Linked DNA regions of Homo sapiens: region 1 is linked to region 2. The links are chromatin loops, found by intact Hi-C in ENCODE. Cell type or tissue: IMR-90. All regions are shown on one strand. Each heading gives the region's core, and the rest is flanking DNA. Links, peaks and the distances in the headings are about the cores only.

What was found. Peaks named below come from ENCODE experiments on the same cell type or tissue, not always from the same donor. Only the 100,000 strongest peaks of a DNase experiment are listed, where the experiment ranks them.
Region 1: a loop joins it to region 2, with 2.0 times the contacts of the local background. A loop is called at or near these places in 1 of 110 quality-filtered maps.

What each region holds. Positions count from the first base shown.
Region 1 is chr2:7,753,434-7,756,356 of GRCh38, reverse strand. No RefSeq gene overlaps it. Among named protein-coding and RNA genes, the nearest start is that of LINC01871, 29 kb to the right of the region's middle. In IMR-90, for the core only: no CTCF peak of the experiment used is centred there; no DNase peak of the experiment used is centred there.
Region 2 is chr2:7,929,413-7,932,335 of GRCh38, reverse strand. All of the region lies in intron 2 of LINC00298 (long intergenic non-protein coding RNA 298), which reads left to right. Among named protein-coding and RNA genes, the nearest start is that of LINC00298, 46 kb to the left of the region's middle. In IMR-90, for the core only: no CTCF peak of the experiment used is centred there; a DNase peak (open chromatin) is centred at 1,365.

The DNA of each region.
Region 1 (2,923 bases), core at 173-2,672, 180 kb after region 2:
AGAAACAATACTGGTTTAATATGGAAATAAACAAACACACAACCTGAAAACACCTGAGAGGTTGGCCAACATTTCCAGGGAACCAGGTAAACTGTTCTTCCCAAGATGAGATAGCAGAAACCAGTGCAAATTTTCACAGATGCAGGAGCAATGAACCAGAGTTTCTCTGATTTATTTGGTAGCAGATGTTCTTTCTGTTCTCTGACCTCTGTCCTGGGGACGGCAATTTAGAAAATGAAGGGGTGGTAGCACATGATTATGTCACATACACTTATTTAATCGAAATGATCTCATTTTGTAATAGAGACTGAAAACAGAGAGAGAGCTCTGAGTGGCAGCTGTTGCTGTCCTCCATGGGCCCTTCACCTGGACTCTGGCCTCGTGGATAATTCTTTATTGTTCTCTTTTTCTAGCATTCTTGGTCTTTTTTTCTCTTTACTTCCCCCGCGCTCCATGGTTTCAAGACTACTTGTCTTCCTTCTCCAGCAGTTAAATTTTAATTATCCCTTTCTTCAAAATCTCATGGTATAGAATTTGTTTTACTTACATAAATTCTGTTCAATCTATAATTTCAGGCATCCTGCTACAGGCTGTGTGCAGGAACATCCTCAGCCCATGCTCAGAATCTACCTCCCTTGTTGCTCATCGGAATCCTCCAGCTCTGTAATTTCATGAACTAGGACTGAAGCTTCTGTGCCCTGCAGTGTGTTCTCCTTAGCCTGGATGTGCTGTAAATTATTTGATAAAGTTAAAGATTTTGTCCTCCACCCCTTTCAGAATTTCTGTTTTTTGGGTCAGACCTGACTGCACTGATGCAGATTCTCCACAGATGCAAGTTTCCTCCCGAAAGACAGATTTTTGGGGCTGATTCTGGTTGCCGGCTCTTTCAACACCCATCTCAAAATATGTCACAGAAGCCTATTTTGGGGTGAAACATTTTGATTTTCTTCACTGTAATCCATCCTTTCCTCTTTCTTGGTTTAGTTCCTTATTTATTGTAGTCCATGTTCCATCAAAGATTTCATGGGAAGAAAAATTTTGAGAACTTGTTTATCTGAAGGCATCATTATATTCTTTCACTTAATTGATGGTTTGAGTGCAAATAACGTTGCAGGTGAAAAATAATTTTTCCTATTATAATGTTAAAGATGCTGCTCTTTTTTTCTAGATTCTTCTGTTGCTGTTGAAAAACTCTTGTTTCTATTACTTCTTGCTAAGTAGCAAATCATCTCAGATCTTAGTGTGTAAAACAATGATTTTTTTAAATTTTATTTTCAGTTCAGGGGTACAAGTACAGGTTTTACATAGGGAAACTTGTGTCATGGGGATTTGTTGAGTAGATTATTTCATTATCCAAGTATTAAACCTAGTACTCTTTAGTTATTTTTCCTGATCCTCTACCTCCTCCCACCCTTCATCTTCCACCCTCCACCCTCCAAAAGGCCTCAGTGTGTTGTTCCCCTCTATCTACCTGTATGTTTTCATCACTTAGCTTCCACTTATAAGTGAGAAAATATGGTATTTGGATTTCTGTTCCTCTGTTAGTTTGCTAAAGCCTCCATATCCATTCATGTCCCTGCAAAGGACATGATCTTGTTCTTTTTTATGGCTGCACAGCATTCCATGGTGTATATGTACCACATTTTCTTTATCCAGTCCATTGTTAAAACAATGATTTATTACCTCTTATAATTCTCTGGGTTGGTTGTCAGTTTTCTGGATGGATTCACATGTGCTATCTAACATGACACACCCAGCTGAACTGAGCTCAACTAGGAGGGTGAGATGGCTGAGTCTTTCTCTGCTTGTGATGCTTCATCCCTGAGGGGACTTGTCTGGGCTGGGCCTCTTTCACATGCAGTCACCAGTGCTCCAGAAAGGCAAGACCCCAAGCACAATACCAGTTTTTTAATCATTTACTTGTATCACATTTGCTGATGCCTCATTGGCCAGAACAACATCCATGGCCAAACCCGGCATCAGTTTGAGAGATGATTATACATGTGCATGGGTACTGGGAGATGCGATTCACCTGGCATCTTTAGTGTAACAATCTGCAATAATCTAGCCTCTGGCCCCAACGGTACATGTTCCTTCATATGGAAAACATACTCATGACCCCTAAAAACTCATCAAACCACAACATTGAGCTTAAAGTCCACTGATCTTATTATCTACATTAGCCCCAGGTGTGGGTTAGGCTCTGTAGATGCTTCTCTCTTTGATTCAGAGATGCATGAATTGAAAAAACATGCTATCTGCCTTCTACACATCTATACATGATGATGAGACAAGGGCAGGACATGTGCAATAGACATCCCTATTAAAAAGGAGGAGGAACAAGAAGAACATAGAGGTCACTGGTCCATAGCATTTCTGAAATCCAGCTGATCACATATTGTAAGGAACCTGTGTCTGGGCACAGAAAATTTTTCTTTATTAGGCTCAGTTCTGTCCCTTGGAAGTAGTTCTGTGGTTAATGGTTTCCCATGTTTCTTAAAGAAATCCTCTGGGATTCTTACCTCTGAAACATGTATTTCTTCCTATATAAAATAGGTCATATTTTCACCTGAAGAGCCTCCTTGTTTCCTGCAGAAAGTTGAGAGCTCGAGAGCATCTTTATTTTTTGAGTGATTTCTACCTCTTTTATTCCAAACTTACACAACTCCTTTAAAAAGTTTGTGGGCATTTTATAAATCTGATTGTGATTCACTCCATGTCCCAAAAACCACACCCATGATTCTTTTTTGGAGAACCATAGGCCATATGTACAGCTGCAGTGAAATAACGCTTTTAAGAGTCTTAGAAGGGTTTTTCTCTAGCTGAAGGAGTCTTCTAAGCAGAGGTCTTTTCAGGGTCTTAACAAAGGATCTTATGAACATATCCTTGATTTACTCTTTACCCTGAGGCCATTTCTTATTTT
Region 2 (2,923 bases), core at 231-2,730:
CTGTTTTGTACAGAACCTGAACCATTTTACATGTCTACCAGCAAAGCACAAGGGTTGCTATCTTATATTCTATTGACTGTGAAAACACTTACTTCCTAAGAGTTTGCACACCCCCTCCCCACTACATTTTCTCCACATAGATTCAGTTCTAGCCTTTTTTACTGGTCCATTCTCAAGCTGCCAATAAAGACGTACCCAAGTCTGGGTAATTTATAAAGAAAAGGTTTAACTGACTCACAGTTCCACAGTGCTGAGGAGGCCTCAGGAAACTTACAATCACGGTGGAAGGAAAAGCAAACACATCCTTCTTCACATGGTGTCATGAGGGAGAAGTGCTGAGTGAAGCAGGGAAAAGCCCATTATAAACCCATCAGATCTTGTGAGAACTCACTTACTATCACAAGAAGAGCGTGAGGGTAACCACCCCCATGATTAAATTACCTCCCACTGAGTCCCTCCCACAACATGTGGGGATCATGGGAAATACAATTCAAGATGAGAAGTGGGTAGGGACACAGCCAAACCGTATCACCCTTAAACTACAAACTCACCTTGGCAGGTTGCCGAGTGGAGGGATATTCTAAATGGGATTTCTGTGAGACGGTAGAAAATAATAACAGAGCATCTACACTTTTTCAAACATTTTTTTTACAAATATTATTTCATTTAATCATCACAATACTGTGAAGCAGGCATCATTATCATCACGATTCTCAATTGACAGGTAGGTTATTGGAGGCTGATTGGCTTACGTGACTTCCAATGTGCTATGGAGGTGCCCAGGGTGTAAAGTTCAACAGATCTATCTTGCTCTGCCGCTCTGAGCAGGCCTTTAGCAAATACTGTGATAATTTGCTAAGGTAAGTACCTGCTTGTCCCCTGCAGCTGGGGTCCATGACTGAGCCCCCCTACTGTGACAGCTGACTCACGCCTGGGTGGCTCGGAGTGTCTCTGTTTGCTGTATATGCAGCTATTTGTATTCAATTACTAAAAATTTAGTTCGTCTGTGAAATAATTGTCCATCTCTCCCCCCAAAAAAGGCCAACTGCTAGTGCAGATGATGAAAATGATGAAAAAGTGAGACAAGCTAAGGCACGTAGGTTTCTTCGCCAGAATATAAAAGTGAGTAAACTAAAGAGAGAAATGAATTCAGCAGTGGCTGAGATCTGAGGAATGAACAAGTTCACCAATTTCTCTCTACAGAAATGAGAAAAAGACATTTGTGAAACTGTTGCAAATGATCCAGCCAGTGAAAAAATTGCTCATCAAGTGAGAGATAAGACTTAAGTGAAAACTGAAAAGGGGGTTAATGTGTGGAGTGAGAACATGCACAGGAAACACACGACTTATGATGGAAACGGGGCTCGGCAGGAAGCCCAGATCCTGTACAAACATTTCCATGAAGCAGCAGATGGGAAGGCTCCAGAGTGGCTCCTCAACCAACCTTTGCTGTGAGTGCAATTGACTGGAAAACTTGAAGAAGCATTTCTTTTTTTTTTTGGATGATGCAAAGTAACGAGGAGAAATGGCACCCGTTAACCTCTTGGTTGATGTCCAGTTTTCTTCTGCACTCAGAAGGATCCTCAAGAGGAACGTGGTAGACCAGAAGAAGAGTCAGGCACTGCTTTAGACACCTCTATTGGGGCCAAAGTGTCTTCTGAACACAGGTATCCAGGAGGAAAACGAACTCTAAGATTAAAGGCAGCCAAAGACAGAGTCTTCTAGACTTTGGGGACATGGTGGGCTTTAAGGGGGAGCCACGTTTGCTGAACCATTCTTTAAACCCCCAGACATTTAGGAGTAAGGCTAAAAACTTCATAGCCATGTAGTAACAATGTAGGAAAACAATGTTGGGATCATGGCACATTTCCTTTTGCCCAGGACAACTATGTTGTCCGAGTAGAATTTGGATTTCTAAAGGTCTCAAGACCCTTGTCTCCTGCTGTAGCTGGGGATGTGGATCCTAAAAACACCCTGGTAAGAGGTGGGTGGGCCATGCTTCAAACACAGATAAACTTGACTCCAAAATCTAGGCCCTTTTGACTCTTCTCTATCAACTTTTTCAGACGTTGGTCAGGCAAACTTATTCCCCAAGACCATGGAATTGGGGCTAAGATTTATGCAAAGGTCTAGAGTTCTTTTCTGGTCCCTCAGCCCTTCCTTCCCTCTACTCTACTGCTGGGGAGTTGTGGGCAGTTTGCTAAATGGCACCTCCATCTAGGCACATCATATATAATAGAGCAAACTCTCATAATGTGATAAGCTCCATTTTGATTTTATATGTTTTAAAGATATTTTTCTATCAATACCGTTCACAATTTAATTACAATAATTAACATAGTTTTCCAATATTATTTTTGCATTTGATTATATGCCTAAAAATGTTGCAGCTGTGTTTACCTATATGCCTTTTGTCTTAGGCTTCATTTAAAATGAGAAGTAAATATCATTTTTATATATAGCTTTCCACTTGCTTTGTGAACTATTTTCATAATACCCCAATTTAGCCACAAACATCCTCTGGTGTGCTCAGATCTCTCCAATTAGGGTGAGAGGGGGACAGAAATCAGGGGACAACATCGGTTCCCTGGCCTTAGCAAGCAACGATTCCAAGTGCTAGGAAAATAAATATATTTTTCTTCATAAAAACAATGTAGATAATTTGCAGTCCTATTTGGCGATCCATATCGTTGCAGGCAAAATGGAACAAAACAAAATCCTTTTTGGCGACTCTACCTTAGAGGAGGGAAAGAAAGCGAGTTACTGACCAGAAGCCAATTTCATCTTGACTGTTTGGAAAAAAAGAAAAAGACAAAGCCTTTTAAAGACCATATGGCACAATTCAACAGCAGATCAGAGCATTAGGCTGCTTCTCCACGTGGAGTCTGGGTTAGGGCTGGAGCACACTGTGGATGCCGCAGGG